2 separate regions of the Homo sapiens genome follow, and region 2 is linked to region 1. Evidence: chromatin contacts called from ENCODE Hi-C or POLR2A ChIA-PET data. All regions are on one chromosome and are shown on one strand. Each heading gives the region's core, a stretch centred on a gene start or an enhancer-like site at or near the end of the contact. The rest is flanking DNA. Distances are from core to core; before and after follow the strand shown. Region 1 overlaps LOC124904517 (a long non-coding RNA gene). Region 2 overlaps LINC02257 (long intergenic non-protein coding RNA 2257).

Region 1 (6,239 bases), core at 3,736-6,235:
GAAAAAAATTGGCTAAAGAAAGGAGAGAGTTCAGAAAGTCAAAGTTCACACATACACAAGTTATTAGAATTGATCACCATTCTCAGATTCAGAAGCTACTGGTAGTGTTCTCCCTACCCCCAAGATTGGGAGAGCATTAGCCTTTATAGCTAACATTAGGCAACAGAATGGCTTACTATTGGAGCTGGCAACCTGCATGCTTCTACACACAGACCACTGAGACAGGCAACCTCCACACCTTCTACCAACTGCTGATGGGCTGTTGCTTAGACAACCCCACATCCTGGACCCAAGCTCCTAAACAGACCAAGAAGAATAGCAGTGCACTGAAGGTGGAGTAGACAGAGGGAGAAAGAACAAGCAGACCACCTAAAATGATGACCCTAAAGAAATGGAGTGCCTGAACGAATGGGACTGATGTCAATTTGGAAAAGGGGTAGGGAAAGAGAGGGGGAGAGAAAAAGGGGGAGAAGGGGGTGTGAAAGAGAGGGAAGGAGGGAGGAATAAAAAGAATATGAGAATTTAGGAGATTCACATACATATTTGAGACTCAAAGTAGTGACATGGAAGATCAAGTTGAAGGAATATTCTAAAGCCTACGACAAATATCCATATCTCACCATTGTTAGTACAAGGGGCCTGAAATAAAATTCCCTTGGGGTAAGATTGCACACAGGAGGCTACATCTGCTGTGCAGCTCCCCAAAACTTTAGCCACTCTGACTCATCCCAAGGGGAAGAATTTTGGCCACCTGAGTTCCTGACTTGGATTCTGACTGTGGCTTTTAGCCTTTGCATCATCCTGCATCTTAAGGATTGCTCTGTCTGTCTCTCCTTCTCTGTCCTGGGTGAGCAAGCTGCTGGCATCTCCTGTCGGCCACAGGAGGTGTGTTGACAAGGGCCAGGAAATATGTGGGAAGGGGTGGGTTGGGGGGAGTTTCCTAGGCAGCGTTCCTCTAGGAACTTTCTTCTCTAGGAATTCTCTTAGATCAGCATCCATTGCCTGTCCACTGGGTCATAAGCTTTCCTTATGCACGTTCAGTTGTTAAATCTACAACACCTCTCGCCCCCACACAGACTTTCACTCCCGCTCAAGAGAGGGGTCAGGGTGTGTGTGTGTGTTGTGAGCAAACTCCTTCATTGCCATGGACCTGGCAGAGGCACAAGCCAGCCCCATTCCAGGACCATGTGACACTGGCTGGGTTACTCACTTGTTTGCCCTCCAGCAGGGGCAGCCGGGGACACCTCCCTAGAGTGACTACAGCGTTTATCCCTGGGATGACTCAGCCCAAGCCTCCCTCTGCCCAAAAAGGGAATCTGAGGCTGGGGCTGGAGATGGGGCCTGTTGATTAGCCGCATCTATGGTTGGGAGAGCATAGAAACTACCTCTCACCTGGGAAACATGAGGGACAGAGTGAGTAATGCTCAGATCAGTGGCTCAGGAACTCAGCGTGAAACATAAGTTTATTTGAGAAGCTCAAGTGACAGGTGGAGCTTTGCTTCCAGAACCCCAAGGAAGATCCTACTCAGCCACCTAATGATAACATTTTCATTTCAGATTTCCATTCATTTCATCTCACTGACTTCACTCTCACCTTTATTTTGTTTTCGTCATTTCTGGAGTGGGTCAATTACTTAACCCTGAATAGAGATGTGATATAGCAGAGTCTTAGGGTGGGTTCTGGCTGATTCCTCATCAAGAATAAGATTCTATTTCCTTTGTCCTGAACAGGATAATCTCTTCAGATTACAAAGCTGTACCTACCTAGTATTGTTTGTTGATGTTTCTGTTGTTTATAAACACTGGTCTCATCTCTCCAAGAGCATAATACATTCCTCAAAAGCACTCGCTTCCCTTATAGTTCTAATTCCTCATGGCACTCTCTGAGAAGCACATGTGGATACTTAACACTTGTTACTTGATTGTTCTCAATCTTAAATACCTGGAAGAAAAGGCATTTCCACAACCTCACCAGTCACCAAATCCAAGAACTAAATTCAGCAAGATCGAGTTTTTGATAGCAAAATTAAAGTTACCATATTTTACACCATTTCACCAACAACATCTGTAGTTTAATTGGTTAATTTCCATCTGCTGGCCTTCTAGCTAACTCTGAGGCATTCCCCTGATGTTACTATTATAATTGTTCCTAGAGGTCTACGATAAAAACAACGGTTATTTGTAGAGGCTTAATCACACACAAAGTGATTTCACAGGTATTTCTACTTAGAGCATCACCCTCTGTGGCGGCTATAATTGCACTTCTCAGATCTCCGACATCGGGGAGCAACATCAGGGACCATAATTAACTCAGCGCAGACGGGGCTCTAAAATCCATCATGCGTTTGTGATGTGGTCTGATGGCCCTTTCAGCCTCTCCACGCTCCTGGGCTATTTTATCTCACAGGTGTTTCCCCTAACAAAATGTTCTTGCACACATTCTGTCTTCACATCTGTTTTTCTGAGAACCCACTCCCTCGAACCTAGCTTGACGAGCCCCTTCTCTGGGTCTCCAGAGCACCCTGGATCTGTCTCCATCAGAGAATTCCGCATGCCGCGTTACACTGTCTGTCTCCATGTTAGACCTGGATCCACAACCGTGCTGTAATGAGGTGAATGTAACCCATGCTGGGAGAGGGTGATTCACCTCACTGGCGAGTTGAAGAGTGAATGTGGAGGTCAAAGAGGGTTTCACCAACAAGGTACCTTCACCTGTGCCTGGAAGGATGGGTAGGATCCAGGTAAGGAGGATGGGAGCCAGCATTTAACGCAGAGGGAACAGTGTGAGAAGGAGGATGGGAGCCAGCATTTAACGCAGAGGGAACAGTGTGAGAAGGAGGATGGGCTTAGGAGCCTGATGAATATGTTGGTATGGCTGGAACCGGTCTAGAAATGTGGCATCTTGGTGATTGCCACACTGAATAGTTTTAACTTTATGTTGCACATAGTGCTTCTCAACCAACGTTTAAAAAATCTGCCTTCACACAGTGTGATCAAATAACTCTTCCCTGTTATGTAATGATTCTCGGGTTGCTGGGGTGTCTCCTAAGAATCACTCTGCCCTGTACTACCCAGAACCATCCCAATAGCCCTATGTGGCTAAATAAACTTTAAATTCATTCAAATGAAAATCAAATTAAACTTTCAGATTTTCAGTCATCCTGGACACATTTCAAGGGTTCAGGAACCACCTGTGGCTCCAGCTCCCCCATATAGAACAGCACAGAGGGAAGTGGAGGAGGTAGGGATGAGGAAGGTGAAGAATGGTGGTTTCCAGAGAGGCAAAGAGATTGTGGCATGTCACACAGCTGACAGTGAAAGAGCAGAGCTTGAAGCCCAAATCTTATTCTTCTTAACCAAGAGTTATTTCCACGGGATTTTTCTATTTTTTCCCAACTTCCTGGAGCTGGTTGGTAGGAAGTCTCATTCATGTCCAGATCCTACCCCATGGGTGCTGGAAGTGAAATAAAGTGCAAAGCATCCAGGACCTAAATTGAGATTATTTAGATTTGAATCCGGTGCTGTCATTTAGGAGGTGCAGGGCTTGGGCAAGCCAAGCACACACACACATGTGCTTGGAACTTTTATTAAGCAGCCTCATGGACATCTTTCCATGTCAAGGCATCAGATTTTTCTCATTTTTCAAGATGTATAGCATTTTATAGTTCTAGTACATAATGAATTATTTGGATATTCCCACTTCATAGATAGTAAGTTTTCTCCCTACCTTTTTAAATTTCAAATACTGCAAATGAACTCATGTTGGGCTTTTGATTTAGTGCAAACATAGTTCAAGGATAAATCCTAGAAGTGTGATTGCTAGGTTAAAAAGTAGGCATTGCCAAAATGTTCTCCAAAAAGGGGGCAGCAATTCTCCTAATAATGCATTATTCTCCTAATAATGCAAAAAACTACCAGTTTCCCATGCCCTTCTCAATACTGGTCTCTCTTTTTTTTTTAATTAACTCACTTAATGGATACTTAAAAATGCTTTGCAATCTTTCAAATACCATGCAAATGTAAGGTATTATGGCCAATAACCTTTTCTAGAAGGCCCCATATCAAAAAGTGGACATCCAAGCCCTTGGGGAGCTTGTACCATCCAGAAGTTTTTACTATATGTCCTGTCATTTTCTGGAAATAATGTTTTTGGCCTTGGATCCTAATTTTTTAGGCCAAAATATCAGTTTTCCAGGATGATGGGGTTGTAAATAATGAATAAGAGAAACCCTCCAGCAAAAGCAGCTATCACCATTCTTAGAGCTTTGCTGGCAAAATAATTGAATTTGATAGCAGATAGGGCCACTTGTGCCACCCAAAATTTTACTGAGCCAGCCTGGCAGGGAATGATTTGCGAGGCCTTTCTCTTACTGTTTCCAAAGACTTTATTTTATCTACTTTCTTTTTCAAGCCTTTTTATTCTTACTATTCATTTGGAAACTGTAAAATTGAGGCTTCAGCATCTACTCACTTTTACTTTTTTTTAAGAAGCACAGGCCTAGTGCAGTGGACTGCAGGGGCCTCCCATGTTGACTTTGAAAACAAAGGAAGTCTGACCCTAAGCTCCTTTTTCCTTCTTATGGAATCCATCCACCCCAACATCACCATCTGGTAAACTCCTAGTCCTCCTTCCAGAACCTAAGGACCATCTTTCAAGTCAGTTCTTTTGTAGAGCCTTACCTACTCTGTCTTCCCACACATTTCATTTTTACCTCTAAGCAATTATGAATTTCCCAATAATTTCCTTGTTTGCATCTTTCCCCATGCCCATCTCCCAGCTATGAATTATTTGGGCTGGACCTGGGTCTCATTTATCTTTATATCTCTAGTTGGTAGTACTTGGTAAGTTTGTTGAATAAATGTTTCTTCATTTTGAATCCTTGCCTGGGTTGGACATAAAACAATAATAACACTCCTAGAATATGTAGCACAAACACCAGCACTCCCCAAATATTCCACAAGCTCCCTCATGCTTCTCAGCCTCCCTTGTATTTATGATGGGGTTATGTGACTAACTCTGGTTCACAGGCAGGTGTGTGAGTAAAGTAATGCTTGGCACTTTCTGTCTGAGGTAGGAAAGAAGGGTGGTGAGTTCCATACATGCCCTCTCTCTTGCCACTATGCCTGGAAACAAAGAACTCTGAAACAGCAAAGGTGCAAGATAGAAACAGCCTAAATGTCTCATCACTGTTGAAGGGTAGCCACCAAGGAGAGCAGCCTGACCTGCATCAGACTGTTCGGAAAGTGAGGAATAGCCTTTGGGATTTGGGAGTTTATTGCCACAGCAAAACTTAGCTTACCCTAACACAGCATATGAATTTCATGATTTGAAAATGTACGTAGAAAAGAAGCTCTTAAAATATGACAGTGTCATTTGATCACGAAACCTTTTCACCTTCATCCCCTAGAACAAGTGAGGGTTGGTACTTTGGATTTTATGACTTCAAAGCAGATTATTTTTTCAAGAGAGCACAGCCATTCCTGTTTCATTGACAGAGATTCCAAGGCATGGAGAAGTGAAAGCACTGGTTTCTGGAATTATGGGTGAAATTAGCAGGAGAACACAGACCCAAATTTCTGACCCCCCTGCTTAGATAGAACTGCTCATCCCCCAACATCAGTGTCCTCTGGGGTTAGTATTCTAGGAATAATATTGACCTACTTAGAAATGGGACAGATTTTACATCTCTAAAGCTAACTCCACTGAAGAATATCTGTTTTGAAGCAACATGGTGGTAAAAAGGTTAACACTAAATTTGAAGTTTATTTCTAGGCAGACATCCTGAGCCCTGGGGGAAAGATTGCAGCTGCCCTGTGGCCCAGATAATGCAATATCAGGGTGAACAAGGACATCTTAGAACATTCTGTTCTCCTCCCCCGAGGCCAATTAAAATCTGTAGGCATCTTTCTGTTGACCAGGCTGACTGACTAATTGAATCAGAATTATGATATTTTCATCAGCTTTCTCTTATCCCTCTCTGCCTTGCCAGCAGACAGAAAGTTTGACAATCATACAACTTCAAGTATATGAGGCCCAGTGAATGGATCTGCTCTCACCTTAAACCACTGAACATTGTACATTAAATAAGATCCCAAAAAGGATGGAACAAGATTGTGGGCAAGGTAGTGTCCCCAGATATTAGTCTCTGTTTATCCACATAAGAAGAAGCTAAATACCAAGACACCACCTTCAGGATGCTTGATGAACAAGAAATCTGTCATTTAGCAGCTGCTATTCC
Region 2 (6,519 bases), core at 1,394-3,893, 57 kb after region 1:
AAAGGTTTTCCAGATATTTGAAAGGACTTTGGTATTGTGATCTAAGCTGTATCTGATTTATGGGGCACCCCAAGCCCAGTATCACTGTGGTTCTTCCAGGCTTGTAGAGGTACCATCTTGATGGTCTTAGACCAGATCTGGAAGAATTCTCTGTATTACCAGATAGAGACTCTTGTTCTCTTCTCCTACTTTCTCCCAAACAAATGGAGTCTTCTCTCTATTCTGAGCCACATAAAGCTGGGAATGAAGTGTCACAAGCACCCCTGTGGCCACCACCACTGTGACTGCAATAGGTCAGACCTGAAACCCAAGGCCTGCTATAACCATTCCCTGGCTACTGCCTATGTTTGCTTAAAGCCCTGAGGCCCTACAATCAGCAGGTGACAATGTCAGCCATGCCTGTATCCTCACCTTCAGGGCAGCAAGTTCCCCCAGGCCCAAGGTAGTTTCACAGGTGCTGTCTGAGAGTCAGAGACAAGAGTCAAATACCTTAGAAATCTACCTGGTGCTCTATTTTATTATGGCTGAGCCAGCACTCATACTAAAAGATGCAGTCCTTCCCACTCTTCCTGCTTCTTTCCGAAGGCAGAGGAGCTGCACCCTGTAACCAGTGCCACCCCAGGCCACAAGGAGTACTACCAGACTACCAGCCAATGGTCCTGTAAGGCCCAAGGGCTCTTCAGCCAGCTTGTGGTGAATGCTGCCTGGCATGGGACTCATTCTTCAGGGAAGTTGTCTCCCTTCTATCCCAGAGCAGGTCCAGAAATGCCATCCAAGAGTCCAGTTCTGGAATCAGGGACCCTAAGATCTTGCTTGGTTTTCTGCCCCCATTGCCATCATGGTACCTAAGGTGTAAGACAAAGTCCCCTTTATATTTTCCTTTGCTTTTCTCAAGCAGAAGGGGTTTTTCCCTGTAGCCACCAAAGCTGGGAATGTGCTGAGTCTCACCTGAAGCCAGCAAGTCTCAGAGGCTCACTTAAGGCTTTTGGTGTAGTACCTGGGTATTGCTGCTGGTTATTCAGGGCTCAAGGGCTCTTCAGTTAGCAGGTGATGAATGCTGCTGCCAGGACTAGATACTTTCCTTCAAGGCAGCAGGTCCCCTTCTGGCTAGGTTGTGTCTAGAAATGTCATCTGGCAGCAAGGCCCTAAAACAGGGGCCTCATGACTCTATCTGGTGCCCTACCCTGCTGTGGTTGAACTGGTTTCCAAGATGTAAGGCAAAGTCCTCCCCATCTCTTTCCTCTTCTCTCCTCAGGTGAAAGGAAGGGATCTCTTTTGAAGCCTTGAGCTGTGCAGCCTTGGGGAGGGGAGGGATGAGGCCAGCAGTCCCTAGATTGCCCCAACTGGTGTCTCAGTATGTCATGTTCACCCCTTGTCCATTGTCTCTGGGCCTAGTTTAGCACTAGGGCTTGCCTAAGAGTTACTTTCCTTATGGCCTAGGTTGCCTTTCAAGTTTACTTGGAGACCCAGTGCTGTAGCCCTCTGTGGTGAGGTTTGCAGACACTCAAGTTCTCACCACTGGGATCCATGATTCCAGTTTGGCTAGAGCTGGCTTAAATGTTCCCTCCATGGGGAGGTGACAGCTAGGTTTGGCCCAGTTTTACTTTCTGCTCTAACAAGACAGAAACTGAGTTCAACGCCTCACAATTGTTGTATCCTACCTCTCCCAGTACCCTGAGAGGCTCTCCGCACCACACTGCTGCTGCAGGTGGAAGGGAGTGACGTCAGCAATTACCGACTGTTTTTTCTATCTCTTCGTTGCCTCTTTCAGTGATACTGCTCACTTGACTTTTGATTCTAATGAAGGTGTTTTTTCTGTGTAGATAGTTGTTTACTTGTCCTTGTGGAAGGACAATCAGTTGAGCCTTCTACTTTGCCATCTTGTTCGGCCTTGGGAATCCATCTTAATTTAAGTCAACTTAATCACACAAGATTTTTTTATAAGATTCATTCTTCACAAACCTTCTACAATTTGCTTAGACTTTCAGTTTTGTCCTCTATTTCTTTTTCTTATCCTATTGGGACAACAAATCATTCTACCTTAGGACAAAAACTTGCTTCTCTTTTTTTCTTATTATTTTGACCACACAAACTTCTCTCATACAAAAAAATTACCCTCTTTCACTTTTCATTTTTTTCCTAAAATATACCCTCATACATAACTTTTTGCATCTCTTTCTTCTACTTACTGGTTTATTTGTGCCTTTTTATTTCCTTCTTATATTTATATTTTGAAATAACCTTTAAATAACCTCAAAATTAAGCAAAATTACTTTTTCCAACAAAAAATATATCTTTAAGTTTTTTTTAAATTTTTTATCACCAAAACATATCTTACTTTTTTGTGTACTTTGCATACAGAATTACATATATTAATTAAAATTTGTAACTCTTAGTAGCCTTTTTAGTGAAAATCTAAAAAGATTTTGAACTGTCATCTACAAGATTTTGCAAAATACATTTTGTAGGTTTTAGTAATATATGCTTCCTCATAGAAAAATTAATTAATGTAAAACAGCAATATTTACTGTCAGGCCTCTAAGCCGGAGCTAAGCCATTGTAACCCCTGTGACCTGCAAGTATACATCCAGATGGCCTGCAGGAGACAACAAGTCTGGAGCAGCCGAAAAACCACAAAAGAATTGAAACAGCCAGTTTCTGCCTTAACTGATTAACCAAACCTACAACATTCCACCATTATGACTTGTTCCTGCCCTACCCTAACTGATCAATCGAGGTTATGACATTCTTCTCCTGGACAATGGGTCTCATGATCTCCCCACCGTGCACCTTATGACCCCCTCCCCTGCTAGACAACAGACACCTTCAACTGTAACTTTCCACTGCCTACCCAAGTCCTGTAAAGCTGTCCCTCTCCTATCTTCCCTTCGCTGACTCTCTTTTTGGACTCAGCCCACTTGCGCCCAAGTGAATAAACAGCCTTGTTGCTCACAAAAAAGCCTGTTTAGGTGGTCTTCTATATGGACATGCATGACACTTGGTGCCAAAACCCAGGACAGGGGGACTCCTTCTGGAGACCTGTCCCATGTCCTTGCCCTCTCTCCATGAGGAGATCCACCTATGACCTCGGGTCCTCAGACCAGCCCAAGGAGCATCTCACCAATTTCAAATCAGGTAACTGGTCCTTTATACTCTCTTCTCCAGCCTCTCTTGCTACCCTTCAATTTCTCTCTCCTTTCAATTTCAGCTCCTTTTCCTCTCTAGTAGAGACAAGGGAGACACATTTTTTCTGTGGATTCAAAAACTCCAATGTCAGTCACGGACCCGGGAAGACAGTCTTCCCTTGGTGTCTGATCATTGCAGGGACAACTGCTTTGATCACTGACCCACATTCCATTGGTGTCTGATCACTGTGGGGACGCCTGCCTTGATCATTCACCCACACTCCCCTGGTGGCAAGCCGATTGCAGGGACAGCTGCTTTGGTTGCTCACCCACATTGCAGCCTAGGACTCAGTCAGGGACGCCTACTGAAAGCCTGGTAGCTGCCCACCTCCCCTTCTCTGTCTTTACCTTTCTCTTCAAATTTACCTCCTTCACTATGGGCAACCTTCCACCCACCATTCCTCCCTCTTCCCCCTTAGCCTGTGTTCTTAAAAATTCAAAACCTCTTCAACTAACACCTGACCTAAAACCCAAACATCTTTTTTTCTTCTGCAATACTGCTTGGCCCCAGTACAAACTCAACAGTGGTTTCAAATGGCCAGAAAATGGCACTTTTGATTTCTCCATCCTGTAAGACCTAGATAATTTTTGTTGAAAATTGGGTAAATGGTCTGAGATGTCTTACGTCCAAGCGTTTTTTACACTTTGTTCCCTCCTTAGCCTCTGACCCCAATGCGACTCACCCTAAATCTTTCTTCTTTCTCTCCTGTCCATTTCTTCAGTCTCTACCCCAACCTCAGAGTCCTCTGAATCCTTCTTTTCTTCAGACCCCTCTGACCTTTCTCCCCCTCCCAAGGCCACTCCTCAACATGCTGAATCAAGTTCCAATTCTTCCTCAACCTCTGCTCCCCCACCTTATAATTCTTCTATCATCTCCCCTCCTCACACTCGGTTCAGCTTACAGTTTCATTCCATGACTAGCTCTCGCCCACCTGCCCAACAATTTCCTCTTAGAGAGGTGGCTGGAGCTGAGGGCATAGTAAGGGTTCATGTACCTTTTTCTCTATCAGACCTTTCCCAAATCAGTCAGCATTTGGGCTCTTTCTCATCAGACCCCACTAAATACATATATGAATTCCAATATTTAACTCAGTCCTACAGTTTAATCTGGAGTGACTTAAACATCATTCTGACCTCTACCCTCTTCCCAGATGAGTGAGAAAGAGTTTATAACCTAGCCCAATCTCATGCTGACAACTGCTGGAGTCATGAGCCAGGCCTCCAAGAAGGCACCAGGGCAGTTCCCTGAGAGGATCCCTAATGGGAATACCAAACAGGCTCCAGAGGTACAGCTAGGTGAGATTGTATGGTCTCTCGCCTAGTTGAAGGGCTCAAAAAGGCAGCATAAAAAGCTGTTAATTATGACAAGCTTAAAGAAGCCACCCAAGGTAAGGATGAAAACCCAGCCCAGTTCATGGCCCACTTGGCAGCTACCCTTAGACGTTTTACAGCTCTGGACCCAGAAGGCCCAGAAGGCTGTCTCATTCTTAATATGCATTTTATTACCCAGTCTGCTCCCGACATTAGGAAAAAACTCCAAAAACTAGATTCCAGCCCTCAAACCCCATAAAAAGACTTAATTAACCATGCCTTAAAGGTGTTCAACAATAGAGAAGAGTCAGCAAAGCAGCAATGTATTTCAGAGCTGCAACTGCTTGCCTCCACTGTAAGACAAACCCCGGCCATGCCTTCAGCACACAAAAACTTCAGAACAACCAAACCACAGCCTCCAGGCACTTCTTTAAAATCTCCTCATGGACCTTGCTTCAAATGCCAAAAACTCAGCCACAGGGCCTCGGAATGCCCGCAGCCTAGGATTCCTCCTAAGCCTTGTCCTGTCTGTGTGGGACCCCACTAGAAGTCAGACTGTCCAACTAGGATTACAGCCTCTCCTAGACATGCTGGAACAAAAACCTCAGGTTCTCTGGCTGACTCCTTCCCAGATCTCCTCAGCTTAGTGGCTGAAGACTGACACTGCCTGACCACCTCGGAAGCCCCCTGGACTATCACGGACACTGAGCTTCAGGTAGCTCTTACAGTGGAGGGTAACCCTTTTTAATCGATATGGGGGCTACCCACTTCAAATTACCTTCTTTTAAAGGGCCTGTTTCCCTTGCCCCCATAACTGTTTTGGTTATTGACAGCCAGTCTTCTAAACCTCTTAAAGCTCCCCCACTCTGGTGTCAACTTGGACAATATTCTTTTATACACTCTTTTTAAATTATCCCCACCTGCCTACTTCTCTTATTAGGCTGAGACATTTTAACCAAATTATCTGCTTCCCTGACTATTCCTGGGCTACAGCCACACTTCATTGCTGCCTTTTTGCTCAATTTAAGGCCTCTTTTGCATCCTCCCCTTGTGTCTCCCCACCTTAATCCACAAGTATGGGATACCTCTACTCCTTCTTTGGCAACTGACTATGCACCCCTTACCATTCCATTAAAACCTAATCACCTTTACCCTGCTCATTGCCAGTGTCCCATCCCACAGCAGGCTCTAAGAGGACTGAAGCCTATTATCACTCACCTGTTACAACATGGCCTTTTAAAGCCTACAAATTCTCCTTACAACTCCTCTATCCTACCTGTCCAAAAACCAGACAAGTCTTACAGGTTGTTTCAGGATCTTCACCTTATTAATCAAATCGTCATTCCCATCCATCCTATAGTGCTAAACCTTTACACTCTCCTGTCTTCAATACCTGCTTCCACAACTCATTATTCAGTTATTGACCTCTAAGACACCTTCTTTACTATTCCTTTACATCCCTCCTCCCAACCTTTTTTCATCTTTACTTGGACTGACCCTGACACCCACCAGTCCCAGCAACTCACCTGGACTGTCCTACCCCAAGGTTTTAGGGACAGCCCATATCACTTTGGTCAGGCTCTCTCTCATGACTTACTATCTTTTTGCCCATCTACCTCCCACCTTATTCAATATGTTGATGACCTTCTTCTTTGCAGCCCCTCTTACCAATCCTCCCAGCAGGACACTATCCTACTTCTTCAGCATCTCTACTTGAAGGGGTACTGAGTATCCATCTCTAAGGCTCAAATTTCTTCCCCTAGTGTTACATATCTTGGCATAGTCCTCCATCAACATACATGTGCTCTTCCTGCAGACCACGTTCAGTTAATCTCCCAGACCCCAATCCCTACCACCAAGCAACAATTCCTTTCCTTCTTAGGCATTGTTGGATACTTCCAACTCTGGATACCAGGCTTTGCCATCCTAACCAAACCACTTTACAAGCTCACTAAAGGCAATTTAGCTGATCCCAAAGACCCTAAGTCCTTTCCTCATTCTTTCATTCATTCTCTCAAAAAGG

What was found. Hi-C counts contacts between places; a loop is a spot of excess contacts on that map. ChIA-PET counts read pairs that join two places held with the same protein, here RNA polymerase II (POLR2A). Pooled maps may share reads with other maps.
Region 2: a map of mammary epithelial cell shows a loop between it and region 1 (2.3-fold over the local background). The contact joins two enhancer-like sites. A Hi-C loop is called at or near these places in 3 of 168 maps with a recorded cell type or tissue (CD4-positive, alpha-beta T cell, PC-9 and mammary epithelial cell), 1 of 37 single-sample maps with no recorded cell type and 3 of 50 pooled maps. POLR2A ChIA-PET finds 5 or more read pairs at or near these places in 2 of 52 experiments (MCF 10A and OCI-LY7).

Annotation. Positions count from the first base shown.
Region 1 is chr1:221,886,071-221,892,309 of GRCh38, forward strand. All of the region lies in intron 2 of LOC124904517 (a long non-coding RNA gene), which reads left to right. Among named protein-coding and RNA genes, the nearest start is that of LINC01655, 49 kb to the left of the region's middle. Within about 2 kb of position 4,986, at least 2 of the 41 ENCODE cell types and tissues checked have a DNase peak (open chromatin) inside an H3K27ac peak, as active enhancers do; they include PC-9 and mammary epithelial cell, where a contact is called at or near this core.
Region 2 is chr1:221,945,253-221,951,771 of GRCh38, forward strand. The region is part of intron 1 of LINC02257 (long intergenic non-protein coding RNA 2257); the gene reads right to left. Among named protein-coding and RNA genes, the nearest start is that of LINC02474, 18 kb to the right of the region's middle. Within about 2 kb of position 2,644, at least 2 of the 41 ENCODE cell types and tissues checked have a DNase peak (open chromatin) inside an H3K27ac peak, as active enhancers do; they include PC-9 and mammary epithelial cell, where a contact is called at or near this core.